Linked DNA regions of Homo sapiens: all the other regions are linked to region 1. The links are chromatin contacts, found by Hi-C in ENCODE. All regions are on one chromosome and are shown on one strand. Each heading gives the region's core, a stretch centred on a gene start or an enhancer-like site at or near the end of the contact. The rest is flanking DNA. Distances are from core to core; before and after follow the strand shown.

Evidence for each region. Hi-C counts contacts between places; a loop is a spot of excess contacts on that map. Pooled maps may share reads with other maps.
Region 2: a loop to region 1 is called in a pooled map, with 5 times the contacts of the local background. The contact joins the promoter of TLR6 here to the promoter of PGM2 in region 1. A Hi-C loop is called at or near these places in 9 of 50 pooled maps.
Region 3: a loop to region 1 is called in a pooled map, with 2.7 times the contacts of the local background. The contact joins the enhancer-like site here to the promoter of PGM2 in region 1. A Hi-C loop is called at or near these places in 4 of 50 pooled maps.
Region 4: a map of CD4-positive, alpha-beta T cell shows a loop between it and region 1 (8-fold over the local background). The contact joins the promoter of UGDH here to the promoter of PGM2 in region 1. A Hi-C loop is called at or near these places in 1 of 168 maps with a recorded cell type or tissue (CD4-positive, alpha-beta T cell), 1 of 37 single-sample maps with no recorded cell type and 7 of 50 pooled maps.

What each region holds. Positions count from the first base shown.
Region 1 is chr4:37,822,733-37,830,109 of GRCh38, reverse strand. It overlaps PGM2 (phosphoglucomutase 2), which reads right to left and starts at 3,424. Exons shown (of 14, transcript NM_018290.4): 1 at 3,297-3,424; 2 at 1-146. The coding sequence starts at 3,377. RefSeq lists enhancers at 2,752-3,251, 3,252-3,753, 4,786-4,955 and a silencer at 3,242-3,541.
Region 2 is chr4:38,852,916-38,859,940 of GRCh38, reverse strand. It overlaps TLR6 (toll like receptor 6), which reads left to right and starts at 3,124. Exons shown (of 2, transcript NM_006068.5): 1 at 3,124-3,180. RefSeq lists an enhancer at 1,476-2,675.
Region 3 is chr4:36,319,002-36,326,256 of GRCh38, reverse strand. All of the region lies in intron 8 of DTHD1 (death domain containing 1), which reads right to left. Among named protein-coding and RNA genes, the nearest start is that of DTHD1, 41 kb to the right of the region's middle. Within about 2 kb of position 5,581, at least 2 of the 41 ENCODE cell types and tissues checked have a DNase peak (open chromatin) inside an H3K27ac peak, as active enhancers do.
Region 4 is chr4:39,522,602-39,529,361 of GRCh38, reverse strand. UGDH (UDP-glucose 6-dehydrogenase) reads left to right here and starts at 1,923. Exons shown (of 12, transcript NM_003359.4): 1 at 1,923-2,079. It overlaps UGDH-AS1 (UGDH antisense RNA 1), which reads right to left and starts at 1,523. Exons shown (of 5, transcript NR_047679.1): 1 at 1,024-1,523. RefSeq lists an enhancer at 1,039-1,098 and silencers at 1,479-1,778, 2,029-2,208.

The sequences.
Region 1 (7,377 bases), core at 2,175-4,674:
AAGTCATTCATACGAGAAATTCCAGGTCCCATAGCAGCTCGGAGGCCAGCTGTCCCAAACTCCATTCGGGCCCCAAAACATTTTCGTAGTTCTTCTTTATTACCTTCTGCTATTAGTCGTTTCACTGCCTCCAAAGTTAAGGAATTCTGAAAAACAAAAATGTATAGACACAGCCAGACAAGTGAATGAAAAATCAGAAATGTAAAAAAATTCACAATCATTCTAATCTATAGAAAATATATATATATGTATATATATATATGTAGACCTTTCAATTTTCTGATGCTTTTGAAATCTGAAATATGAAGTCAGTTTGACATTATAATGTAAGTGTTCTTTTCTTTCCTGTCAAGGTAAGCACCTTTGGAGAAATCAAAGTAGAGATTTTAGCATATGAGTCTAACCCCCAGAATGGAATCCCAGAATACCACTTGCCAACTCTAGGTGCTTGCGCAGATTATTCCAGTTCTCAAATTCTGTTTCCCTATTTGCAAAATGGGAATAATCTAGAACCTCCCTTACACGATTTTTAAGGTTTTAAGGTGGTTTACTTCAAATTAATGTAAAATATCTTTCTCTACCTGGCATTTAGTTGTGATTAAATGTCCATTTTTTTCCCTAATGCCCTCAAATTTTCCAGAGTGATAGATTACACAACTTAAGTCAAAACCTTACTTTTGTAATGTTTTATAATTCATACCAGGCATTCACATACCTGGTCAAGTTTGAATATTGTAACATCTCCAAGAAGTAGACAAATAACAGAAACCCAATTTTATAGATGGGGAAGCCTCAGAGATTGGGTGACTTGCTTAAATTGCAAGATAAACATTAATCTAGTGCCTTTTCTATAACATTAACTGCTTCAAATAGACGCTAACATGATTCATTTAAGTTCATTATACATTGCCCTATTTTTTTTTTGTATGGTAGTTGCAGAAAATGTTATGGTTGGAGAAAAATAATGACAATCACATTAGTTTCATATGAGACTTTTAAGTTATGAATTCAGGAAAACAACAGAGGAAGGACTTTATATTCCTGTTTTACAGTCATTATCCATTTAGATGAGCACTCACGCAGGACGTGGCCATTTAATTAAACTTTGAAATACTACTGCAATAAAACCTTGGCTTTCTGGAATTAAGCCCACATTTCCAGATTGTGGCAGATTCAATGGGAATCAAGTAAACCCCATCTTTTTTGGTGAAAAACAGCAGATGCTAATTACAGAACACAGTCTTACCTATCAGATTGTCAGGTGCCCCAAAGAAAGGCTCAGATCAGGTACATAAAAGAGGCTCATAAAAGAGCCTCAATAAATATTAGTGGAGTGAATCAGAAAACATGGACTTCACTGCCACACTCAATATCGAGTGATCCTCCCTTGTTCATAGTGTAGGTCTGGAAAATCTTAATTGGTCTTTGATATCTATGAAAGACTAAGTAGCCTGAGAGAAACAAAGGAGACAGACAGGTAAGAATGACAAGTCAAGAGTACAGCAGGATCAGAATCAGCCCTGGCAGTGAGCAAAACTGACAGCAGAGAAAAGAGCAGGGATGAAGGCACGGTGGAAAGACAGAGGGCACCTGCCAGGGCGCCTTGCCAGTCGCCGGGGGTAGTCTGACTAGAGGGCTGCAATGCTTTTAGCTGGTGGGAGGTTCACTGGAGAATGAATGGGCTTCTTCTCAGGTGCCAGTCTCAAAGCAAAGAAGAAATTAACAGAGGATAGAACATGAGAAGTGATTAAAAAAAAAAAAGGACATCTCATCTCTACCCAGAGAAATACAATTTTTCTATACACAGATGCAACACTGTGTAGAAATTAGATTGTTTTCTTCTTCTTCTTAGAGAAAGTGCATTATGAACTCTGACTTCAAAAGAATTCTGTACTCTGCAAGCTACAAGTTATCAGAAATGGAAACATTTTTCTTCCCTTGTGAATCACAAGGTTATCTTCCCAGGAAAAGAAAAACGCCCCCAAGGAGTTGCCAATAGCATCCTGGAAATGGGATTTGCTGACATTTTATTTGTAGGGGCCAGAGAATGGTAAATAAAGACAAAGACCTGACCCCTACTGACCTTGTAATCTTCTTTGTTCATTCAAGTATTTCAGTGACCTACTATGTGTCATGCACTATGCCTATGCCAGGCACTACAAACCAAGGTAGTGAGAATAGAGAGGCCTGGCCACATAATTTATGGAGGTCCAGTGCACAATGAAAGTGGGTGACCTCTTGTTTTACCAGTAAGACTTTCAAGACAGGACAGCAGGACATTAAAACAACAGTGGGCCCTTCAAGGAGCGCGAGTCCTGTGAGACTGCAGGGGTCTCTCGCCCCTGAAGTCGGCCCTGGAGACAGACATTAAACAAACCTACAAACAAGTGTTTTTGGAGTTTTTTGTTTTTACCATTTGTAGTAAGAGCTATAAAGGAAAATAACAGACTGTTTAGAGTGAATATTAGGGATAAATAATTTAACGCTTCGGAGCCAAGGAAGGACTGACTCTCTACGTAAGCCACATTTAAGTTCAGGCACAAAATATGAGTCACAACGGGAGAAACAAGTTCAGCAGGAGAGCAGCGAGGGACATTCCGAGAAAACCTAACAGCAAGCAGAACAGGTCGAAAGGGCGAGACGCAAGTTTATAGAGAGGAGAGGGAGTGATGTCCAGAGCTGGGTTCCTGATTCTAAGAAACGGAATGAAGAGAGAGAAAACCGTGCTGTGTCCCAGGTGTGCCTCCCTGGCAGTCAAAGTTCTAAGGGGGACTCCTGAAGCCAGGCGGGCCCACCCGGGAGGACAACCCACGTTTGTAACCAAGCCCTCGGGATGGGAGGACCGGACCAGAACGCTGCTCTGCAAAGGTCTCAGCGGCCAAAGGAATACGCGGGACGGAGCGATTCTGGGTCCATGGGGATGCACAGCCGACTACCGACGACGAGCCAGCGGTCTGAGTGACAGTAAGGCGTGCGCCCCTCAACTAGACAGCGTCCAGGGTCTGGCCGCGCTTACACCACCCTGGCTCGCTCCTCTACTCCGAACTTGCAGTCCGGCCGGCCGGATGGCTGGTTTCGTCCGGGGACAAGCCTTCCCGGCCTAACTCTGAACGTGCCGCATGCCGGCCAGGTCGAAGGAAGCCTAGCAGCGGCCGTACGCTCCTGGGTCTTCCCGGGGGAGAAGCGGGATGCACTGGGCGGGAAGGCAGCTCAGGCAGAGCAAGCAGCGCCGCGCCTGGAGAGGGCAGAGCACCCGGCCCCGCTCCAGGCGCTCCCCGCCTGCTGGTGCCCCTCACCTTGTCCCAGCGCAGCCACTGGGCGGTCTCCTGGTCCAGCCGGGCGTCCTCGCCTAGACCGCTGCCTTCTGGAGCCGCCATCGCTGAGCTTGTGCTACCGCTGCAGAGGGAAGCAGGCGGTGAGATCTGCCTTCCGGCCCGGCCCCAAGACGTGGAGGCGGAGGCGGGGGCGGGGAGAGCCGCGGCGGAGCCAGTCGGTCCGGGGGAAAGTGACGCGCGCCGCGGCGGGCACGCCTCCTTGCCGTTTGCGGGTGCGCTGCAGGGGGTGGGAGTGAGCGAGGAGGAATTGCGGGGCTAGGGTGGGTTGCTGGAACCTGGCACGTGTGAGAAGGGTTTGCCATCGTCTCTGATGCATCCAGGCTACAGCCAGCCGTGAGTTCCTGCTGCGCGCCAGGCACATGTCAGATGCTGGGATACCAGGAAGTGCACCCAGATAGGGGCCTGAAGACTATGTAGAAACTCAGAGGGTCAAGAACAGCCAGAAAAAAATCTTGAAAAAGAAAAGCAAAGTAGGAAGACCAGTGGAACATAAGATAGAGACCAGAAACAAAAATACACGTGTATGGACAATTTATTTCAGAGGCGGGGCTGCAGAGCACAGGAAGGAACTATTTTTGGTTAATGGTGCTCGGTCAAAGGGATATCCACGTAGGGAAAAGAAAAAAGGGAACTTGGCCCCCTACCTCCCATCACACACAGCTCTGAACTCCAGATCAATTGTATCTCTAAGTGCGAAAGGTAGTGTAGCAGGAGGAGCCGCAGACAAAACTCCTCAGACACCGGATTAAAGAAGGAAGAGGTTTTTATTCGGCCGGGAGCGTCGGCAGACTCGCGTCTTAAGAGCCGAGCTCCCTGAAAAAGAAATTCCTAGCCATTTTAAGGGCTTACAACGCTAAGGGGTCTGTCTACGTGAAAGGGTCATGATAGATCAAGTAAGCGTGAGGAACGTGACTGGGGGCTACATACATCAGCTAACAGAACAAGAAGTTTTACAGTGCTTTCTCATACGATGTCTGGAATTTACGGATAACGCCAGTAGTTTTGGTCAGGGGTTAATATTATTATTATTATTTTAACCACCAGGGCCAGGTGGTGGCGCCAAGGTCGTCTAGCTATTTATCTTACTTCTGTTTTTTTCCAACTTTTTGCTTTCTCTCTTTTCTCCTGTCTTATAAACTAGGGAAAAGGGGAGGTGGGGGAGAAGCTGGGAAGGACAGCAGAAATGGTGGTCTCTTTCCATAGTAGCGTGAAACTTAGGGAAACTAACATAGGAGCACATCTTCCTGACGCTGGTATCACCAAGCCATAAAGAAGATGCATACCCATAAGCATAAAAAAGCACGGGCAAGAATATTTCTAGCAGCATTATTTGTAAAAGCCTCAAACTGGAAACAACCCAGATGACCATCGACAATACAATGGATAAATACTTGGTAGTATATCCATACCAATTCATATAAATAAATCATGGCACATTGATAGAGCAATGCAGGTGAACTACTGTTATACACAACATCATGAATGAATCTCACAAACACTGAGTGACAGAGTTCAAACACCCACCCCCATACCCCGTCACCCCAAAATACTGCATCATTCATCTGTAGTCCCAGCTATTTCGTGGTGGGGGAGCTGGAGGGAGTCCTGAGGAGGGAGGATCGCTTGAGCCTGGGAGGTCGAGGCTGCAGTGAGCCCTGATTGTGCCACTGTTCTCCAGCCTGGGAGACAGAGGGAGACCCTGAAAAAAAAAAAAAAAAAAACACTGAAATATATAAAATTATAGGTAAAGGAAACAAATCAGTGATTTTCAAGAGCTGGGGGTTGGGGGAGGGGTTGACTACCTAGGGCACAAGGGAATTTGAGGGAGTTGTGGAACTGTTCCGTATCTTGATTGAGTTTGGGGTTTACTTTTATCAAAACTTATAGAACTGTACGATATAAAGGGTAAAATTCACTGTATGTAAGTTATATCTCTTTTTTTTAAGTTTTAAGATTAAAAACTAAAAAGGAGGCAAAACTAACCTATGGATGTCAGCAGAGTGGTAGCTTTGGGAAGGAGGGAAAGTGCCTTCTGGGGTTCCGGGACTGTTCTGTTTCTTGACCTGGACGATGGTCAACAGGTGTGTTGACTTTGTAATATTCACTAAGCTGCAATCTTATGAGTTGTGCATTTTCCGTATGTTCTTCAACTTTATTTTATTATTATTTTTTGAGACACAGTGTCGCTCTGTCACCCAGGCTGGAGTGCAGTGGTGTGATCTCGGCTCACTGTAACCTCTGCCTCCTGGGTTCAAGAGATTCTCATGCCTCAGCCTCCTGAGTAGCTGGGATTACAGGGGCGTGCCACCATGCCCGGCTTATTTATTTATTTATTTATTTGAGACACAGTCTTGCTCTGTCACCCAGGCTGGAGTGCAATGGTGGGATCTCAGCTCACTGCAACCTCCATCTCCTGGGTTCAAGTGATTATCCTGCCTCAGCCTCCTGAGTAGCTGGGATTATATGTGTGAGCCACCAGGCCCAGACTTTTTTTTTTTTTTTTTGTATTTTTAGTAGAGAACGGATTTCGCCATGTTGGCCAGGCTGGTCATGAACTCCTGACCTCAAGTGATCTGCCCACTTCAGCCTCCCAAAGTGTTGGGATTACAGGGATGAGCCACCGCGCCCGGCTAGTGTGTTCTTCAATTTTAAAAAGAAAAAATATATATCCAGGATCTGTAATATCTGTTTAGTGTCATGGGAAAGGCATACTAATCATGTAATCACGGCAGTTAATACGTAATTACAAACTGATAAAATGCTGGAAGGAAAGCAGAGAGATGTCATGAGGCTGCAGGTTAACAGAGGCCACCTCAGTCAGGAAGCTTGCCTGAGCACTGGAAGCTTAAGAGAGATGTGAGGGAAGGATGTAGTTAATGTGAGAGTGTGGTCCTTCCCCTGACTGCAAAACCTGAGAGGCTGGAGCACAGAGAAGAAGAGAAGGACAGTCTGCCTCAGTTTCCCCAAATGTTAGGTGGTCTGCAGGTCCACCACACTCAGGCTATCTCTTTTCTCTGCACCAGATAAACCTTCTTCTCAGTCATGCTCTGGAAAAAATTGCAGGACATGGAGAATCACAGACCCAGGCAGATCTCACTCACCCTTGTTTTTATCTCAAATGCCAGTTTTCCCAGATGAGTCTGTGCAGCCTCCAGCCTTCTGCCAAGGTAGGACGGGAGCTGGTGGGTCTCTAAATATCCAGCAGTTCTGGGCCTCAGAGTTCACATCTGTCCTTCCGTGATAGGGATGGTTGCAGCTGAGTCTCTACTATGGTTCAAAACATGTGGGGAGTGGTGTCTAAGGAAGTTATTTTGGCACCTTTTTTTTTTCTTTGAGATGGAGTCTCATTCTGTTACCCAGGCTGGAATGCAATGGCGTGATCTTGGCTCACTGCGACCTCTGCCTCCTGGGTTCAAGTGATTCTCCTACCTCAGCCTCCTGAGTAGCTGGGACTACAGGTGTGTGCCACCACACCCAGCTAATTTTTGTATTTTTAGTAGAGACGGGGTTTCACTATGTTGGCCAGGCTGGTCTTGAACTCGTGACCTCATGATCTACCCACCTCGGCCCTCCAAAGTGCTGGTATTACAGGCGTGAGCCACCACACCTGGCCAGGCACCTTTTATTTTATTAGAAATTGTGGGCCCAAGATGATATCCAATCAGAAATATTTTAACTTCATTTGAGACACCAAGAAGCAGATTTTTCAATATTCCTTTATGGAAACAAGGAAATAAAGCAAGTGTAGTTTCCAAGTAGAGAGGAACTTTTAACTAGTAAGTTGCCAAATGTAAATAAATTCTCTTATCTTACTGAGAAGGGCACCAAGATTTTAATTACTGCGTTGAAAAACAATGCACGCAGTCACACTCTATTCCTTCCATCTGCTTCTCATGTGAAGCAGACGGTTATGTCAGGGACTTTTCTGGGGTTGCCTGTAGCAAAGATGCTGACATTGGAGGTTCTGACAGTGATGCTGCAGAGACCTGAGGTTGATAATTTCTTACATATGACCCCACCATTATCATTTTATGTCTGTGGA
Region 2 (7,025 bases), core at 1,875-4,374, 1.0 Mb before region 1:
AAAAATTAAGACATATATACATATCTATATATAGTGAAGAATTCAAATAGGACAAAAAGCATAAAATGGTGAAGAGGCCGGGCGGGGTGGCTCAATCCTGTAATTCCAGCACTTTGGGAGGCTGAGGTGGGCGGATTGTTTGAGCCCAGGAATTCCAGACCAGCCTGAGCGACATGGCAAAACCCTGTCTCTGCAAAAAAATATAAAAATTAGCCATGCATGGTGGTGGATGCCTGTGGTCTCAGATCCTTGGGAGGCTGAGGTGGGAGAATCGCCTGAGTGGGGAAAGTCAAGGCTGCAGTGAGCTGTGATCACGCCACTGCACTCCACCCTGGGCAACAGAGCGAGACCCTGTCTCAAAAAAAAAAAAAAAAAGGCCAATAATCTATTTCTCTTAGTTCTTCTGCTCAAAGGTGAACATTTCTTATGTATCTTTTGAGAAAAAAAGATTCATATGCCTCTATCAACATATGTATGTAGACCCTTGTATTAAGTTTCCTGTGGCTACCATGACAAATCACCACAGACTGTGTGGCTTAAAACAACAAAAATTCATTCTCTCAGAGTTCTGGAGGCTAGAAGTTCAAAATCAAGCTGTTCATAGGGTGATGCTCTCTCCAGCCTCTGGTGGCTCCAGACATCCCTTGCATTGTGACTGCAATACCCCAGTCTCTGCCTCTGTTTGCAAATGCTCTGCTTCTCTGTATCTCTCTTCTCTGTGTGTCTTATGAGGACACAGGGTGTCTTCTAAGGCAGCATAGTATGATGCTTAAGTGCATAGGCACTGGGGCCAAACTGCCTGGGTTCGAATCCCACCCCCACCACTGACCAGCAGTGCAAGCTGGAACGATTACCCAGCTGCGCTAAGTGGAGATGACGTGACAGTACTTATCTCACAGCACCTTAATGAGTTAATACTTGGAAAGTAGTCACAGCAATGCCTGGCAAGAAGATAACCTGTGTAAATGGCTAGATTTTATACAATTGATGTCATACTCTTCTTACAGTTCTGCACCTTAATTTTCTTTCTTTCTTTTCTTTCTTTCTTTCTCTCTTTCTTTCTTTCTTTCTTTCTTTCTTTCTTTCTTTCTTTCTTTCTTTCTTTCTTCCTCTCTCTCTCTCTCTCCCTCTCTCTCTCTCTCTCTCTCCCTCTCTCTCTCTCTCCCTCTCTCTCTCTCTCTCCCTCTCTCTCTCTCTCTTTCTTTCTTTCTTTTTTCTTTTGAGCCAGAGTCTCACTCTGTTGCCCAGGCTGAAGTGCAGTGGCACAATCTCAGCTCTCTGCTACCTCTGCCTCCTGGGTTCCAATGATTCTCCTGCTTCAGCCTCCCGAGTAGCTGGGAGTACAGTTGCCTGCCACCATACCCAGCTAATGTTTGTATTTTTAGTAGAGACAGGGTTTCGCCATGTTAGCCAAGCCGGTCTCGAACTCCTGACCTCTGGTGATCTACCCACCTCGGCCTCCCGAAGTGCTGGGATTACAGGCATGAGACATCGTGCCCAGCCTGCACCTTGATTTTCTTCACTTCATAGTATATCCTGAAATCTTTACCCCTCAGCATACAAAAAAACTATATGATTTGCACCAAACTCCTTACTATTATGACTTCTCTTCTGTGTCAGTCACTATTCCAGCCACTTTAAATTCATTATCTTTCCTAAAAGTACTCCCATTTTGTGGATGAATAAATGGAGGTTAAGGGACTTGTCCCAAGCCTCACAGTAAGTGGCCAAGTGGAGGTTCGGCCCAGTACTGTCTGTTTCTTTGTTTGCTTAACTGTCATTGCCATCTTCGCTATTACTTGATTTTTGTGTTTTTGTCATCCCCTTACAGACGTTTCTGAGTTATGACAGCCTCGACAAGAATAGTCTCCTTGTTTCTGAACATTGGTGTTGTGATGCAATCTCCTAATGAGACATGTCAATGTGCCCAGATCTGCAGTGATAGTTGTCTGTTTTCTTAAGACTTTAGTCCACGGTTACTTGAAATTCCCTCAGAGCCACAGCCAGCCCTTTCCCTTGGCTTGTTTCACAAATCTGGTTTTCCAGGGTCACAGATACCTGCTGCTTTCTGGCTGTCTCCTTTTGCCAGTGGAGCAGAGATCCATCCACTCCTTACTGAGCCTCCCCAGGCCTGAGGAGACTTCCTGTTATGTTTGATGAGTAAGGATGAATCACAAGAAGCCAGCCTTTCTCTTCCTCCTGAAAGCAGAAGTGATTCTTACGGAGATGTCCAACTTTGTCATTAGCCAAATTGTAAGGTCTTAACTTGTTGTTGTTTTTTTTTTAATAAAGATGAGATTGTGCCAGACAGTGAGATAAATTATAGAATGATTGTTTCACTCATGCCTTCTGTCCTTTGCAGAACTCAGTTAAGCAAGAAGTCTGGGGAAAAGGGTTTACTGTCCACCAGAAGTCTCTGTTTAACCAGAGACTTCTGGTAATCAGCCTTTGTTGATGTCATTCTGAAATTCTTCTAAATGGTCTTTAGAAAATTGATTTTTAAATTAGTCTTGCAGGATTTCAGTGTTATTTATTATTCCTAAATTAAAATCTAAACCATTTAATAACACCAAATGTTGATCAGAATGTGGGTATGATTGCTCGTACATATGGCTAAATATGTAGTCATAAATATGTATCAACCAGTAAACTTTCCTTAGAAGTTGATTTTTAAAAAAAAACCCAAATTGTGGAACTATACTTATTTTATTTTAAACTATCTCATCCAGCTAAAATAATGCTCAAAATTGCTTGATAAGGGAAACTGCAATTATTCTTGAAATGTTAAATATGGTGATAATAGAAAACAGGCTGTTTAAAATAACTTTCCACTCAGGTGACAAATGTAATAACCAGGCTGCAAACTCTTACAGAGAAATATTACCTTAGAAAAATATTTTTCTTCACATTGAATTGTTTGTAAGTTGCTTCCTCACACGAATTAGAAAATTGGATTACTGGTTTTGTCTGTAGCCCAGAAAAAACTGCTAACTCACCTCCGGACCTTTGAAAGGTAAAAATATACGTAGGAGTAATTCCAGTGTGGGCCAACAGATGGCACCAATCTGTTTCTAAGGTACCGCTTTACTCAACTTTAAGAACTTGTGTTTGTCAAGCATTTTCAATTGTATTTCCGTTCATTTACAAGTTATTTTCTCTTCTTCTGAAAAAGAGATCTTGGTAAGTAGAAAGACTTCTGTGGCTTTTTCACATTATGGCACAGGTGCTTCAAGTAAGCAAGTTTGCTAACCATTCATTATATAGGAAATAGGTAATGTTTCCTTGAAATTTTTGCAAAATGATTTGAAGTGGTTTTTTTTGTAGATGTTGCAAATGTCCTTTGAATTTCACGAGCAGGATGAAGAGCAGCGTCTTTACAGCTGTCTTGAAAAGATAGAAAACAACTAGCGCTTGTGGTGATAATTAAGGAACAAAACTAATGTTATTTATTTCTTCTGATTTGGCCCAGCGAATTTTCTCTTTTCGTCTTTCTCTAGTTTATTGTTTTCAGTAACATTTAACAGTAATTTTTATATACCACTGATATGGCACCTATTTATTATATGTTTTTACAGCAGACGTGTGTTTGATCTCCCTTGTCGTTTGTCACTGTAACAGTTTGCTGGTCTGTGTCTGTCCCTAATTCATAAGCTTTTTGAAAGCAGGAATTATGTCAGTCCTATTCATATTTATATCCCTGGTGCCTAGTGCGTAGCATGGCACTGGCAGAAAAATAGACTCTGAATAAACATTTATTAAATGGAGGAAGTGGCCGGGACCAAGCCCCTTCACAAGCTTGAATCTGGCACAGTGTAGCAATTGCCTTCCTCCAGGTCCTTCCACCTTCAGTTTGACAAATGAAACAATGTTTTTCTTGCCTATTTGTTAACTTGATTATGTGATCTTTCCTCCACTTATTTCACTTAATTTTTTTTCTGCTCTCTTCTTCCTTGTAGTTTTAATTTTCATAGGTCTTGTCTACCCTTTTTTTCTGAAATGTAGCTTATTTCATCTATTTCCTCACCCTTTTTATTTGATGCATTTAAAAAATCAAGAGCATTTACCTGTTTATTTTTACTTTCTTTAAAAAACTGTGAACTCTCTAATCTTCCACTCTCATCTTCCCATTTTTCCCTCCTTTTTTCCCAATAAATAGAAAAGTTACTATCTTGTTCATTTAGTGTATTCCCTAGGAACTGCCTCAGGGTATGAACGCCTCTGGAGGAATATTGCGTTTTTGTGGCAGGATACCATAAGGACAGCTGACCAGCTTTTCCACCTGGTGACTGATTTTCAGTCCCATGAACCCAGACACCGTGGGTCTGGTTGCCGGGGACCTGTAGGGTAGGTCCTCATCTGTGAATGCCAGTTATCTACTATTATCTGAAAGTTCTCCATCTTTATATTTTAATATTCCAAATAAAACAAGCACGTTTCTTTAAATATAAAATATTTTCACACAGCTATAAAGACAACTCTTAAATTGCCTTACGATAACTTTTTTGGATTATAAAGGACATTCAAAATGAGACATTTTAGGGATATCTGAAAGTATAAGAAAGAAAATTAAATTCATCTATAATTCAGAGATTCAGAGAACCACTATTATTAGTATTTGGTATATTTCATCACATTGTTTGTCCTCTAGCTTTTACGTATATGTCAGGTTTTAATCATATTTTGCAAAATTAGAGTCTTACTACATATATAATTTTTTTTTTTTTTTTTTGAGACGGAGTCTTGCTCTGTCGCCCAGGCTGGAGTGCAGCGGCACGATCTCGGCTCACTGCAAGCTCCGCCTCCCGGGTTCACGCCATTCTCCTGCCTCAGCCTCCCGAGTAGCTGGGACTACAGGCGCCCGCCACCACGCCCGGCTAATTTTTTTGTATTTTTTTTTAGTAGAGACGGGGTTTCACCGTTAGCCAGGATGGTCTCGATCTCCTGACCTCGTGATCCACCCGCCTTGGCCTCCCAAAGTGCTGGGATGAGAGGCGTGAGCCACTGCGCCCGGCCATAATTTTCTATTACTGTATTCATTTAACATTATCATTTTTTCAAAGTACAGTATTTGAGGCTATTATTTAATTATACATAACTGATTTAATCATTTTCTACACTAGACATTCTGATTTTTTCAATATTTCATTATGTCATGAGTATCCTTATAGTCATATCTTCTGTGTGTTATTTTTGACTATTTCTTTAGAAAATTCCTTGTAGTGGAATTGCTAAAATAAAGGAAGGTATATTTTTAAGAAATTTATGTAAATTACCAAATTACCCTTTAGAAAGCTTGTACTAATTTTTCATTCCTGCCTAAGTAGTAAATGAGGGTTCTTATTTTAGTTTCCACCTACCAACCTGGATATTATATTTTTTAATTTTCCCTATTTGATAGGTGAAAAAAAAATCTTGCCTTTTAAAAAATCTTTTAAGAAACAAGAGTCCTCCTTTGACCCCCTTCCTCTTTTTATGCTTAAATATCTTATAGTAAAAATAACAGGCATTCTGGAAACCTATTTCTAAAAGCTTTATTCTCTATCTCTAAAAAAATTACATTTTCCTAAAATAGCCAAATAACATTATAAAAAATTACAATTTATTTCTTAATAGCATCTAATGGCTGGTCCATCATAGAATCTGCCCCTCCTTCTGTTACTGAATATGTTTTATAGCAAGTCTGTCTTAACTGAGATCTAATCCAAGATCATGAGTTTCATCTAGATGTTATGTGCTTTTTTGATTTAACGTGCTGTTTTATTTTTTGTGAGATTGCACATTATTCATATTATTGGCAATTGATTTTTGGCAAATTATTCAGTAAATAGTACAGTAAACTTAATTTTGAATGTTAAAAGTTTGAAAAATATAGATAAAAACTAAGAGGAAAATAAAGTTCCATTATAATCTTACTGTGCAAAGATAATTACTGTTCATATCTTGGTATGTATCTTATTAATTTTTCTACTTGCATAGGTACATATTTACTTTGGTACTTTTTAAATAAACTGCTTTTTGTCACATATAGTGAAAATATTTTCATGCAATTCGATTTTTATTATTTTTAAAGGCTACATAGTACTATTTAATTATACAGAGATACTAAAATTTATTTGATAACCTGCTATTTTTGGATAATTGAGGGATTTGTTTTCAAAATAGAATTTATTTTTGCCAGGAGCAGTGGCTTGTACCTGTAACCCCAGCTCCGTGGGAGGCTGAGGTGAGAGGATGGCATGAGCCCAGGACCTTAAGCTATGATTGTGCCACTGCACTCCAGCCTGGGCAGTGGGACAAAACCCTGTCTCTTAAAAAGAAAGTGTTTAAGAAAATAGTAATGATAATAATTTATTTTGTGACGGCCACTTTATTGTAGTCTTTTATTGGTGCTAACATTTTTTCAATGACTTCTCTTTGGCTTTCCACATTGACAGTCTTATAATCTAAAAATAATAATGATTTTCTTTCTTCATTTCAGTATTTCTTCCTGTCATTTTTTTTCTTTATTACAGTGGTTAAAACTTCCGGAAAGAACAATGTGTGCATTCTTTTTTTTTTATTATTATACTTTAAGTTCTAGGGTACATGTGCACAACATGCAGGTTTGTTATATATGTATACATGTGCCATGTTGGTGTGCTGCACCCATTAACTCGTCATTTACATTACGTATATCTCCTAATGCTTTCCCTCCCCCCTCCCCCCACCCCACGACAGGCCCCAGTGTGTTATGTTCCCTTTCCTGTGTCCAAGAGTTCTCATTGTTCATTTCCCACCTATGAGTGAGAACATGCGGTGTTTGGTTTTTTGTCCTTGCGATAGTTTACGAGAATGATGGTTTCCAGCTTCATCCATGTCCCTACAAAGGACATGAACTCATCCTTTTTTATGGCTGCATAGTATTCCATGGTGTATATGTGCCACATTTTCTTAATCCAGTCTATCATTGATGGACATTTGGGTTGGTTCCAAGTCTTTGCTATTGTGAATAGTGCCACAATAAACATGTGTGTGCATGTATCTTT
Region 3 (7,255 bases), core at 4,332-6,831, 1.5 Mb after region 1:
AAAGTGCTTTAGTTACAGATACAGTGCAGTGTCTAATACTTCCTGGAAAACTTAAAGACTGCTCCTAAAGAGGGGATAATAGGGTTAAGTGTGGAGTCATTGCTGTCACAATGGCAGCCCGTGGGAAGAGTCTTGAAGAGAAGTGAGGCTTTAAGTAGAACTGGAGCAAAATATGTTAGTTGGGGAAATGTAATATAAAAAGGTTATGACGATGAGCTGTGGGAGTTTGCAATGGGCCCTATATGCCACGGTAACTGGCTTGGACTTTTAATCAATAGACATCCAATGAGAAGTTTTGGAAGAGTGATGAAATCATATTTGTTTTTGAGAAAAATCAAGCTGTCAATTGTGAGGAAGGCAGCCTAAAGCAGATAAGGGAACTAGTGATAGGCCTCCAAGGAAAATGTTGCTATCATCTGTGTGTTAAGGCAATATTAGAGGGACTGAAGATGAAATGCAAGTTTAAACAACACTTCCAAAGTAAAATCAACAAACACTGTATTATATCACAGGACAGTAGCTCAAACCAGTGTACTGAGAGCAACCTTGGAAATCCCCTTCACGACTTCCTCTATCTGCCAATATTCTCCTGCCACCCAGTCCCACACACATTCACTCTATCACCAAGACCTGTTGATCTCAAATCCTGAATCTCTCTCTAACTCTGTTCTTTTCTTGCTATCTTTACTGTCATGATCTTACATAGGCTATCACACTGTCTTCTGTGGACTATTTCATTAGCTCTTTATTTTACTATTGCTAAGCTCATCCATTTCTAGTTTATCCTTATAGGCTGTCGTAGTAATGTTGCTAACAAAACTTGATCATATCACTCTCCTAGTTAAAATTTTCCAATGGCTTTCCAATGGCTTTAGCTGTTACTCAAAAGATAAAAGATCAACTTAATTATAAACAAACCAGATACCTATTTCTCCATCCTCAATTATGGCCATACCAGTTTCAAGAGTATCAGTAGATGAGAGATTTTGTTGTTTACTCAAAAACTAAGGGTCTCTGGTTTGCATGTGCTCTCTATGTCATGAAATCAATCACAGTTTTTTGGTGAATTTTGACAGAAAGCTTGCTACCACAACTACAGAGTCATTTAGTTAATCTAAGTAAGGAATTAAAGGCCCTCCATAATCTTTCCCCAGCTTATTTCCAACATGACATTTCCAAATCTTCCCCTGAAGAAACAGGTGCATTCATCATCCTTTCTCGGAACACGTCTTGTGCTTGACCACTTCAAAGTTTCTACTCATGCCATCTCTCTTGTGTGAAACTCATTGCCCCTTTCTCTCTTCCTCTCCAGACCCTAAACATTCTCTGCAATCATTTTGCTCCCTGAAGCACCCGCAAGTCACCTCAGTCCACAGCGTTCACCCCCTTCTCTGAAATGCCCTAGCATTTAACATCTTACTATTCATTTGCAATTAACAATCAGTTCCTGCCTTTTGCTATTGCTGTATTGTTGTATTCAATTATTATTTATCTCTTGCTTTGTTTTATAACTTTTAAAGTTTTATACTTTATTTCCTAAACTGGACTGTAATCTCCTTGAAAGCTAGAATTTTGGCTTCTACTATTATTATTATCACTTTTAGGCCTTACAGAATATCTTGTATATATTAGGGATTTTGTGGTTGCTAAATTAACGTGTTGACTGATATAATACATCTACAGAAGAAAAAATAAAAACAAAAACAGTTGAAGTTCATAAACTAAAATCTGTTTGAGTTAATGAGCATAACTTTTTACTTATTAAATGTTACAGTTTTAAGAGAATAAGTGCAAACACATCAATGAAATTTTAATTATCAAATTTATTTAGATAGGCAGGAATATCTGTGCTTCCTTTGTAAAAGAAAAATCAAAAGCCCTATAACGATACAGTGCCCAATTCCTGTTTAGTTATACTGCCCTCTAAACAGAGAAAACCTTATCTTTTAAAGCCAAGAGTTGAAGGAGGAAGGAGGAGGGAGGCGTTGAGAGGGGCCAGAGAAGGAGAAAGGGGAGAAGGGACAGGAAAAAGAAGGTGCAGAGGAAGAGATAAGGGGAGGAGAGTGGAGGGGAAAGGAAAAAGAAAAGGGAAAGGGAACAAGAGAAAGGAATGGGGGGGAGGAGAAGGGAAATAATCTCTTCTCATTAAACTGGTTGTCAAAGTACTTTCCAAAAAAGAACACAGGATCCTGTTTCTGACTAAACCAGCTTTGTTCATTTTCCCCTCATGTTCCTCTTAGTGACATGGTCAAAATTGTGGCTTTGAAGGTCATTCTGGTTGCCTGTAGGAAAGTGGAACTGCAGACATGAGGATAACATGTAAGGGAGATGCATGGAGTGCCAGAGTTCTCCCTTCTCCATCCATCCTTCTCATTGGAAAGAGTGAGAAGATTTTGGAAACTTTTAGAGGTTAAAAAATTAACATAATATTTCTACTTACCAAGAACCTAGTGGCTTTCTTCTGTAATTGATAGGGGAAGGGACATGATGCACCAAACATGTTACTGGAATTAACTCTAGTATAGAAAGCATGACACTAAGTTATGGAAAACTTAACAATCACAATGTGGGCACTATTCCCTCAAAAACCACAGCAAGAACAAAGCAAAACAAAACAAAATCCTGATTTTTCTTATAGGAATTTCTTCTAATGTGCTCTTTCAATCTGCTTTTTAAAATACCTAGCAATAACATAATAAGTTCCATTTGATCCTTCAACCCTAATATAATTTTGTAAAATTACTGCAACTGAGAAGTCTGAGTAGAATTAAAATGCTTTTGGATGTAAACATTTTTTAATGGTTCAGAATCATCTCATTTATCTAGTCAAAATTGCTTTGGTATTTCATATTGGTGGAAAAAATAATATAGGAACAACATTATCCCTAGCAGAGCAGTGAGATGGTAATGAAATCCAAAGTGGTGAAAGTGGCGATTCTGACGAACTGATTCTTGCACTGCCATCTGCCTGCTTCCTCCCTTTGACACAGCAAGTTATTTAATGTGGTGAGAAAGAAAGTGTTGAAGCAGTATCATTATTTACTAGAAATCACATGTCAGGAGTTCAGTTTAAAAAAATAATAATCCAGGAAGTTCAGGCTAAGCAAAACTTGGGTCAACAGATGGCTTACGTAAATGTGTGGGTTAGGTTTTACTGGGAAACTCCAGCCTCGAATAGGTGACAGCAGTCAGATCTGGAGCCCTTCTTTCCTTCAAAACAAAACCTCTAAGTAGGAGGAAGGAGTCAAAAGCAGTCACAACCCAAGTTAGCACAAATAAGCAAATGGCATATAGTCACCTATCTGGCGTGACTTCAGACGCACGCACACATGCACAAAATATTCTCTCCACTCCCTTCCATCTAAAAAACCTTTGAGAGTTTTTTGAAACTTGCCTTGTTTCTGCCAAAATACAATTATGTGCAGTGTGAACTGAATTTACTTGAACATTTTGTGAAAGGAGAAAGGCTGAGGCACAACTTCAGAAAGATTTAGTGGTGAATCATTATTCTTTTCAGCCACATATTTTCAAATATATTGTTTGTGGGATCATTTTCAGAAGATTATATAGAATATGAAGTATCACCAGGACGCTTACTATCTTACAAACCTCATCATCTTTCTGTGGCCCTCACATGCGCACTGACCATCACAGCCTTCCTTCGAGTCCTTGACTTGAAATGCGTGCCCGTCTCGGAGTCTTGGAACTTGCTGCGTCTCCCACTTGGATGCTCTCCTGGCCATACAGGAAGGTTCTGGTCTCCGGTTGCTCCTCAGCTCGGTAGTCCCCTCCACAGTGAGGTCTTCCCTAGCTATCCCACCTACCAACTCACACCACCAATTCTGTCCATCTTCTAATGCTAATTTATTTTCTTCCTTGGCACTTCTCACTGTCCTCCTCACATTTTTGGTCCATAAAATGCAAGTTCTATTTATATATACCCATTCACTCATGTTTATTGAGCATCTAACTTATGCCTGACACCATTCTAGGTACTTGTGATTTGGCAGTGAACAAAAAATGTTCCCCGTCTTCACAGAGCTTACTTTCTAGTTATGGAAGAGAGGGTTTTTCTGCAAGAAATGTACAAATGAAGAAACACATGTAAAAACGGAGAAATGACTTAGAGGGAAAAAATAGGGCAGATTAAAGAGGATTAGGAATGTCAGGTTGCAGGGTAAGAGTAGATTGCAATGTTAGAGTCAGGGTAAACCACAGAGAGAAGGTGAAGTTTCAGCAAAGAACTGAAGGAGGTAAGGGTAACAGACATGCAGATATCTGATGGAAGAACATTCCAGCAAGGGGAATCACTAACACAAAGACCTAAAGCAGAAGCAGGTGTGGCATATTCCAAAAACTCAAGAGGGTCACTGTGGTTGAATAAGTGAGGAGGCGAGTAGAGCAGAGAATGCCTTGGAGTCAGTGAGGGCCAAGTTCACACAGAGCCTTTATTCTGATGGAAGCTGGGAGCCACTGAAGGGTTTGGGGCAGAGGCATGAGATGATTTGACTAATGCTTTAAGGCAGTAGTCCCCAACTATTTTGCCACCAGGAACCAGTTTCGTAGAAGACCATTTTTCCATGTTGGAGGGATGGTTTCAGGATGATTCAGGCAAGTTAAATTTATTGTGCTCTTTATTTCTATTATTATTATATTGTAATATATAATGAAATAATTATATACCATAATGTAGAATCAGCGGGAGCCTTGAGCTTGTTTTCCTGCAACTAGAAGTTCCCAGCTGGGGGTGATGGGAGACAGTGACAGATTATCAGGCATTAGATTCTTGTAAGAAGCACACAACCTAGATCCCTGGCAGGTGAATTTCACAATAGGGTTTGCACTCCTACAAGGATCAAATGCCGCCACTGATCTGATAGGAAGCAGAGCTCAGGCAGTAATGCAAGCAATGCAGAGTGGCTGTAAATACAGATGAAGCATTGCTCACTTGCCCAACGTTCACCTCCTGGTTCCTAACAGACCACGAACTGCTACCATTTCATGGCCCAGAGACTGGGGACTCCTGCTTTAAGGGATAACTCTGCCTATGAGTTGAAAACATGCTATAAAGAAGAAAGGGAAAAATGAGACCCTACATACCAGGACACCACTATACGTTGAGCCTTTGGGATACACTGTTTGTTGAATTAATTAATATATGAATGAATGAACTACAGAGGCTGAAGAATAAGAGACGCAGAGATCCTCACAAGTATGAAGTAAAAAGTGATATGTCTTCTCATCTTTATGAATCAGACACAGTATATTAACATCACACATTATAATTATGTGTGTGGTTCTATGCCTAGATACATATATGTAAATATTTACTGTTTGTTCTCTGTGAAGCACTTTTAATTTTGACAAATACCTTCACCTATTTTATGCTACATGTATAAATATCCACATAGTGTCATGTTCATTAATGCCAAGCTACTGCTATATTAGGCTACTTCCATTTCCTGAAAAATAGCACATTCTAATACTGCTTAGTTGAGGTGAATTTTTTAAATTCTGATGAAATAAGTCTCATCTTGCAAAACTAAATGTCATAGTTTCAATTCCCATTTAGTTATACTAGTTTGAAAAGAAAAAAGTTCCCACAGCCACAGATTCTTTTTCAACCTGACAAACTTATTTCTGAAGACTTTGGGCACAAGAAAGGGCTCAAAGAGTGAATCTGGAAAGCCCTATACGAACCCATCTGGAATAAAAAGAAAGCACAGATGGCCTATTGGCAGTAGATTCATCTATGAAAGACAGCAGAAGTTTAAATGTACTATTTTTAAACATGCCAATATAGTTTCAGGATTATCAATTTCAAGGTTGAGTAACTGTAAGGTTTGCAGAGATTATCTTGTTCATCTAGTTAGTCACAAATATTTATCAAGCATGTACTATGTGTCCGCACTGGCAATACAGAGTTGAGCTGGACAGTGTCTGTGCCTGCGCAGTTCGTTGCATGCATTCTCAATTTTGGTAATGTCACCCTTGGGGAGAGAAAATTCGTTCTTGGCTGAGACACAAAAAGGCTTACTCTTTCAGATGTATAAAACACAGATAAATATATGGTACATAGACATACAGTATATCCGTGGTAATAAAATTTCACAAGGAGAGGTGATTAGAAAAAAAAATATTTCAGAAAAAAAGACTCCCTGAAAAGCCATTACAGCAACAAGGGAAGGAAACAAGCAAGTGGATGTCATGAAATATGGTAACTACAGTGATAAGGAAAGTACAAAATGCCGTAGCTCCATATACCAGGAACACTTAACCTGGTACAAAGGAGGAGTGAGGGAAGGCTTCCTTGGCAAGGCTGCACTTCAGCACCGATGTGAAAGAGGTTCAGTAAGAATTACTCAGGCACATAGGTAAGGAATGGTGTGTTACAAGCAAAACAGAGAAGAAGCTGACGCAAAAGTACTGGACAATCGTAAACACAGACTTTTACTGAGGAAAATCTATACAAACCCCTAAATTATCTATGTTGGCTAATTTGGCTTGACTAATTTGGCTACTTTTATAAAGTCAGGCAACAGAGGAAACACTAATAAGTGAAAGCTGAATTCCTATCACATTTTTGGACTTCATGTCTGTCGTCTCTGACATAACGGCCTTTCTTTGCATGGTCTGCCATCATCTCAGTAAGGCCCTTACCGCCTCTTGCCAGAGAATTCCAACCACCACTGGCTTGTCTCCCTTTCATCCTCTTATGGCAGCAAAGCAACGTGAGGCTTTCTGGAAGCAATGTGCCAGCTGAGCTGCCTGGAGAGCAGCCCTTAGGTACCCCTCTCCACTCCACATCTTCATGCTGATCCACATCGATGCCTTAGCCTGTCAGTTAAGAGTTTGTAGAATCAGGCTCTAAACTACGGAACAGAGAGAATTTGAGTATTCCTTCAAGTCAATAGTTCTTAAACTTTTAGAATCTGGAGACAGCTATAGACCTCCCCTTATTCACCAAGTCATAGATATTTAGGGTGCCTACTATGTGCCAGGCACTGTTCTAATCACAGAAGAAGGAACCTGGATAGAATAGACAGGGTCCTTCATTCATGGAGTTTGCTTTTTAAAGAAGCAAAGGAAAATAGAAAATACATGAACAAATAAATCTAAAAATATCAATGATGAGTGTTAGGAAGTAAATCGAGAAAGGGTAACAAGTTAAAAAAGTGACCTCAGATTAGAAGATAAGGGAATAAGAATAACAAGTGACATCTGAGCTGAGCCCTGAATGATAAAGAAGCAGCTA
Region 4 (6,760 bases), core at 674-3,173, 1.7 Mb before region 1:
AGGCTGCAGGGCAGTGGTGTGATCTCGGCTCACTGCAACAGGGAGCCTCCTGAGCAGCTGGGATTACAGGTGCCCACCGCCTCACCCGGCTAACTTTTTGTATTTTTAGTGGAGCCGGGGTTTCACCATGTTGGCCAGGCTGGTCTGGAACTCCTGACCTCAGGTGATCCGCCCGCTATGGCCTCCCAAAGTGCTGGGATTACAGGCGTAAACCACCGTGCCTGGCCAAAGGAATTGAGTCTTAATCCCTTTTGCATCTTCAGTCTTTAGGATAACGTCTGACACACAACAGGCATTAAATATTTGTTGGATGAATGAACTGAACTGCATAGAATGCAGAAAGCCTACATATACTGGCCAGGCACAGTGGCTCACACCTGTAATCCCAGCACTTTGGGAGGCCGAGACGGGCGGATCACCTGAGGTCAGGAGTTTGAGACCAGCCTGGTCAACATAGCAAAACCCGGTCTCTATTAAAAATATAAAAATTAGCCGGGCATGGTTGTGGGCGCCTGTAATCCCAGCTACTCGGGAGGCTGAGGCAGGAGAATCGTTTGAATCTGGAAGGAGGAGGTTGAGGTGAGCCGAGATCGCACCACTGCACTCCAGCCTCGGCGACAAGAGGGAGACTCCGTCTCAAAACAACCAACCAACAAGCCTACATATCCTGCCACACGTGCTACAATCCACAGCAAACTGTTTCATCCACATTCAACCACTTTCTTAAAGTCACCATCATGATCCTATCAAGAAAACCGTAATTTATATGGTATTTTAATGTGCCTTTATAAATTACTAATCACTTTCTTCATGATGTATGTTAAAATGGCTTATGTCACCTGATGTAATCCTTAATGAGGGAAATAAAAGGCCATGATTATGCCTGGCTTTTTTTCTTATATGTTAGATTTGAGTGTTAAAATGACCTCGAAGCGGCGAAAGAAAGGAACGGAACTGCCCTCCACATTAAAAATGAGCAGGCTCCATAGGTTAATTTTACTCTTCCTCACGCACGGCACTTACATGTTGCAAACTCTCTGCTCCACAGCACGCACAGACATCCCAAATCCCGGATTGGGCCTGAGGAACATCTCTGCAAAGAGCGCCAGGAGGGCGTGGGGGTCCCGCCTCTCTCGCCAGGGACCAGGGAGTGGACACTCACTGGTCCAGTCATGAGGAACTCAGCATCCTCCTGACGGGAGGCGCCTCTTTCCCAGAAGCGGTGGGTCAGGAGGAATCTGACTAAACCCTGGGTTGCCGGCCCGGAGGGCGCGGTTGACCCCGGGGCCTCGAGGTTGTGGGCGAGGAGTAATCCGCCCGCCGAGACCGACCCGCAGATCCAGGAGACCGAAACCCGAGGGCGGCGCTCCAGGGTGCTGAGGAGACCGGAAAGGCGGCCAGGACCTTCCGGTCGCCTCGGCCCACCACCCACCCAGTGTCCGCGCAGCCCTAAAGCCTGGCAGACGCGGAGCGCACGCGGCCTTTGCCTCGGCCAGGACAGGGCAGCGGGGAGAGGGCTGCTAGACAACAATTCTTGACCCCTCCTCGACCCACGACCGCCAGGTAGGCGCGCAAAGCTCCTACACCTGCGGCGCGCCCCCGTCCCCTGGTCCAGCGGACACGCCACGCACGCAGCCCCGCCCAGCGCCGCTCGCGGTAGGGGCGGAGCCGCTGAGCTGGCCAAAGCGGATTTGCCCAGCTAGGCCAGGGGCGGGGCAGGCCCTCCCAGCCAGGACCAGCCCCAGTCTCCCCGCCCCTGAGCCGTGAAGGAAATAGGGACCTGGCCCTGGGCCTTGTGTAGCGGGAGGGGGAGCTAGGAAGCAGCTGAGGGCAGAATCCAGGAGGGCCTGGCTGCGGGGGAATGAAGCCTCCGCCTTCGCAGGCAAAAGCCTTTAAATACGGGCTCAGGCCCGGGACTCAGAGTGTAACGCGTGGCAGCCTGAGGGAGGGGCGTGCGCCGAGAGGGAGCTCAGATCGAGCGGGGCGCGGGTGGAGAAGCTGCGGCGGCGCGGCCCGTAGGAAGGTGCTGTCCGAACGATCGGGATAGGAGCGGTCCCTGCGCTTGCTGCTGGGAAGTGGGTAAGCGCCGCTCCCAGGCTGGCCCCGCCGCCCGGGCGGGATGCTCCCAGGTCTGGGCGGGATGTGGAGGGAGCGGGGCTGGGGTGTGCGCGCTGCTCCCGGTCGCTCGCTGCGCTGGGTCCCGGGCTTCCCGTCTCACGACCTTCGTCTCTTTGGGGCTTAGGGCGGGAACCGCATTTTGGAACTGCTGTCCTGGGGATGTGGTCGTCTGGGCTTCTTATTCAAGACTCGTGAGTCTTCCAGCCCCTTCTCTTTCTGCCTTTACCCACTTTCCTGACTTGGATGAGATTTCCCTGCCGCCTCCAAAGCCGAACGCCCACCACAGGAAGCGGTTCTCTCGTTGGGGACCTCATTTTGGCCGCAGAGTCGTAGTCTTTTGTTTGTGTTTAAGAGTCTGCTCACCTGAGGGGCTCCTGCTTTTCTCATGCCGCCCCTCTTAAGAAACCAAAGAGAAACGAAGCCAGAAAGCCCTCTTGAGAGCAAAATACTAAGACTGCCGTGATATCTGTCCGGGATGTCCTGGAATCCATTGTTGGCCCCCTACACCACAGAATTGCTCTGTTTGATGTCGGGGAAGGCCTTTCCTGGGTGCCTCGGGAGACCATGTTTGTGTGAGATCTTGAAAAATTATACGTCCTATAAATATATAGGAAGATAACTTAGTAGGGTTAGGAATTCTAGTATAGAGAAAAGAGGGGTTCGCTGGTAGGGATCTATTCATGGGCATACAGAGCAGTAGCTGTCTATCGACAGACCTCAAAGACACAGTGAGCCTTTGAGTTTCTTCAAATCCCTTAAGAAATGGAGAACAGTAGTCTTTCTTCAGGGGGGTTCTGGAAATGAAAGAGCTGACTGTCTGCTCTGAGATGTGCTTATTAGTGGCCAGGATCCAGTTTAAGGTAAGGGGTAGACAACCCTGATTGAAAAGATCTCATTTCTTCTCCCGTTGCTGTACTCCTTTTTCTAACAAAATCTATAACTGGATAAGCATAATCCATCTTCCTTCTTGTTTACTTCCACAGCTTTACATGATAACCCTTAGACATAAAATTAATACCGGCTTTCTTACTGATTAAATATTTTTCTCTGGTCAGGCATCTTTTACTGTTTAATTTCTGGAAATGATTAAAATGTGTGAAGCTGATGTATCCAACTATAATGCCCATCGTTAGCTCCTGGGTACCTATGCAAAATATGCTGTAGAGAGCTGGGGCTAGAAGGATTATATTCCGTTTAGATTGTAGTAGGGCATTTGTTATTTGTTAGTGACCCCTTCTGGGTTGGAATGTTTATTTGAATTTATGAAATTTTACATGAAGAGTAGTTTTGGAACGGTTTGGTTTGTTGTGACTCTCCCAAAATACAGAGGTAAAAACTCATTTCAAAATAACCCATTTAATAAGGAAACACTCCTATGTCTCTGACAGCAGAATAGAGGGCCAGAGGGTACATAAAAGTAGAAATAGAAAATGGGGGCCGGGCGTGGTGGCTCACGCCTGTAATCCCAGCACTTTGGGAGGCCGAGACGGGCGGATCACGAGGTCAGGAGATCGAGACCATCCTGGCTAACATGGTGAAATCCCGTCTCTACTAAAAATACAAAAAAAAATTAGCCGGGCGTAGTGGCGGGCGCCTGTAGTCCCAGCTACTCGGGAGGCTGAGGCAGGAGAATGGCATGAACCTGGGAGGCAGAGCTTTCAGTGAGCCGAGATTGCGCCACTGCACTCCAACCTGGGCAACTGAGCGAGACTACGTCTCAAAAAAAAAAAAGAAAAAGAAAAGAAAATGGGGCTGGGCGCAGTGGCTCACGCCTGTAATCCCAGCACTTTGGGAGGCCAAGGTGGATGGATCACCTGAGGTCAGGAGTTCGAGACCAGCCTGACCAATATGGTGAAACCCCGTCTCTACTAAATATATAAAAACTAGCTGGGCGTGGTGGTGGGCACCTGTAATCCCAGCTACTCGGGAGGCTGAGGCAGGAGAATTGCTTGAACCCAGGAGACGGAGGTTGCAGTGAGCCGACATGGTGCCACTGCACTCCAGCCTCGGTGACAGTGAGACTCCGTCTCAAAAAGAAAAAAGAAATAGAAAATGGAGTTGGCAGACATCTGTGTCATGCAAAGTGTGTCACTAACACTATGTCAAACTCCATGTTAAAGCTTATTGAAGATTTTATTGAAACTTCCAAGTGAGCATTTATTTGGACTTGCACAGATTGTACATCAGCCTTTTCATTGATTCTCCCATTGTCATCGGTAAGCCGTATTTCATGGGAAATAGCAAGGCGAGAATACCCAAAATAAAGCTTGTGTAAAACACATCCAGTTCTGTGATACAAGTTCACCTGCCATCAGTAGTCTATCCCAGCTGATGTATGTAAAGCAAGTTGAAATGTGGTCTCACAATCAAGGCAGATAAGAAGTAACTCTGGGGAAACATGCTGAAGTTCTTTAGGTAACTCAAAAAAAGAACTTGGCCAGATGCGATGGCTCACACCTGTAATCCCAACACTTTGGGAGGCTGAGGCAGGTGGATCAACTGAGGTCAGGAGCTTGAGACCAGCCTGGCCCACATGGTGAAAACCTGTCTCTAGAAAAAATACAAACATTAGCTGGACATGGTGGCGGACACCTGTAGTCCCAGGTACTTGGTACTTGGGAGGCTAGGTGGGAGACTCACTTGAACCTGGGAGGCGGAGGCTGCGGTGAGCCCAGATTGTGCTGTTGCACTCCAGCCTGGGCAACAGAGTGAGACCTTGTGTCAGAAAAAAAAAAAAAAAGTTGATAGTATTCTGGTCAATTACTGCAAAAATACTATGATCGGCAATCTGAACTAAAGCTATTTACACAGAAGTCTTCATCTCAAAAAGAGACGCCCTTGTGGAGAGTTACTCATTCATTCAATTAATAATCATTGAGAGGCTGCTATTCTAGGAGTCAAGGATACAGCAGGGAGCAGCAGCAAATAACTGTTAGCCTGGCTGTGCCTTATTAAACTATGAACTCCTTAAGCCCAGGAGCTGCAACGAGTAGACACTGATTCTACATTTAATAAATGTGTTAGCAGAACCTGTCCTGGTTGAGATTAAGAGTAAAGGCTGCCCTAATAACCTTTTGGCTAGGAGATTAAGTGGTAACCCTAAAAGATCCTCTGGTCCAACATTACTTTGAGATTCTACTCTTTAGGTATTCTAGATATACTGGGTTTAATTAAGTGAAAAAAGCCAGGTGTTAATAGTATATATGGTATTCTATTGAATTTAGAAAGACAAGATTATTAGAATATATATGTATATTTACTTGTAGCTGGGAGGATATACAAGAAAACGGATTGCTTGTGTGGAAGCAAAGTAGGGGATAGCAAAGTAGATAAGGAAGGGGTTGGAGTGAGACTTCTCATGTGTACCTTGTTACAACAGATTTAATTTTGAACCATATGAACATTATTCAGAATCAATAATTTTTTTTTTTTTTTTTGAGATGGAGTTTCGTGCTTGTTGCCCAGGCTGGAGTGCAACATGGCACGATCTCAGCTCACTGCAACCTCCGCCTCCCGGGTTCAAGCGATTCTCCTGCCTCAGCCTCCCAAGTAGCTGGGATTACAGACATGTGCCACCATGCCCCGCTAATTTTGTATTTTTAGTAGAGATGGGGTTTTGTCATGTTGATCAGGCTGGTCTTGAACTCCTGACCTCAGGTGATTCAGCCTCCTCGGCCTCCCGAAGTGCTGGGATTACAGGCATGAGCCACCGTGCCTGGCCAGAATAAATAATTTTTAAAAATTTATTTCATATGGCTAAGAATACTATTTGAATACAGATTCAAATAGAATACTGTTCTATTTAATTGAATCATATAATTCAAAATTCTGTCCATTTTTACTATTTTACCAAAGTTCTATTTCTTTTAATTGTTTTTTAAAAGTCATGAGGGGCCTGGCACAGTGGCTCGTGCCTGTAATGCTAGCACTTTGTGAGGCTGAGGCAGGCAGATTGCATGAGCTCAGGAGTTCGAGACCAGCCTGGGCAACATGGCAAAACCCTGTCTCTACTAAAAATACAAAAATTAACCTGGTGTGGTGGCATGCACCTGTAGTCCCAGCTACTTGGCGGGCTGAGGCACGAGAATCAAACCCAGGAGGCGGAGGTTGTAATAAGTGCAGCTGAGATGGTGCCACTGCACTTCAGCCTGTGTGACAAAGTGAGATTCTGTCTCAAAAAAAATAAATACCGTGGTGGCTCATGCCTGTAATCCCAGCACTTTTGGAGGCTGAGGCGGGTGGATCACGAGGTCAAGAAATCCAGACCATCCTGACCAACATGGTGAAACCCCATCTCTACTAAAAATACAAAAATTAGCTGGGCATGGTAGTGTGTGCCTGTAGTCCCAGCTACTCGTTAGGCTGAGGCAGGAGAACTGCTTGAACCCAGGAGACGGAGGTTGCAGTGAGCCGAGGTCACATTGTACTCTAGCCTGGCGACAGAGCAAGACTCTGTCTCATTAAAAAAAAAAAAAAAAAGTCATGAGGGATCAGACTCCATGAGTTGATATCTATACCACTAAAGATCAATGCATAAGCCAGATTGGTAGTTTATTAACACAGGCTACAAACAATCCAGGATACCTACATGGATTAGTCAGCTCATTTTCTTCTAGTAGGGAAATCTATCCAGAGAACCAAA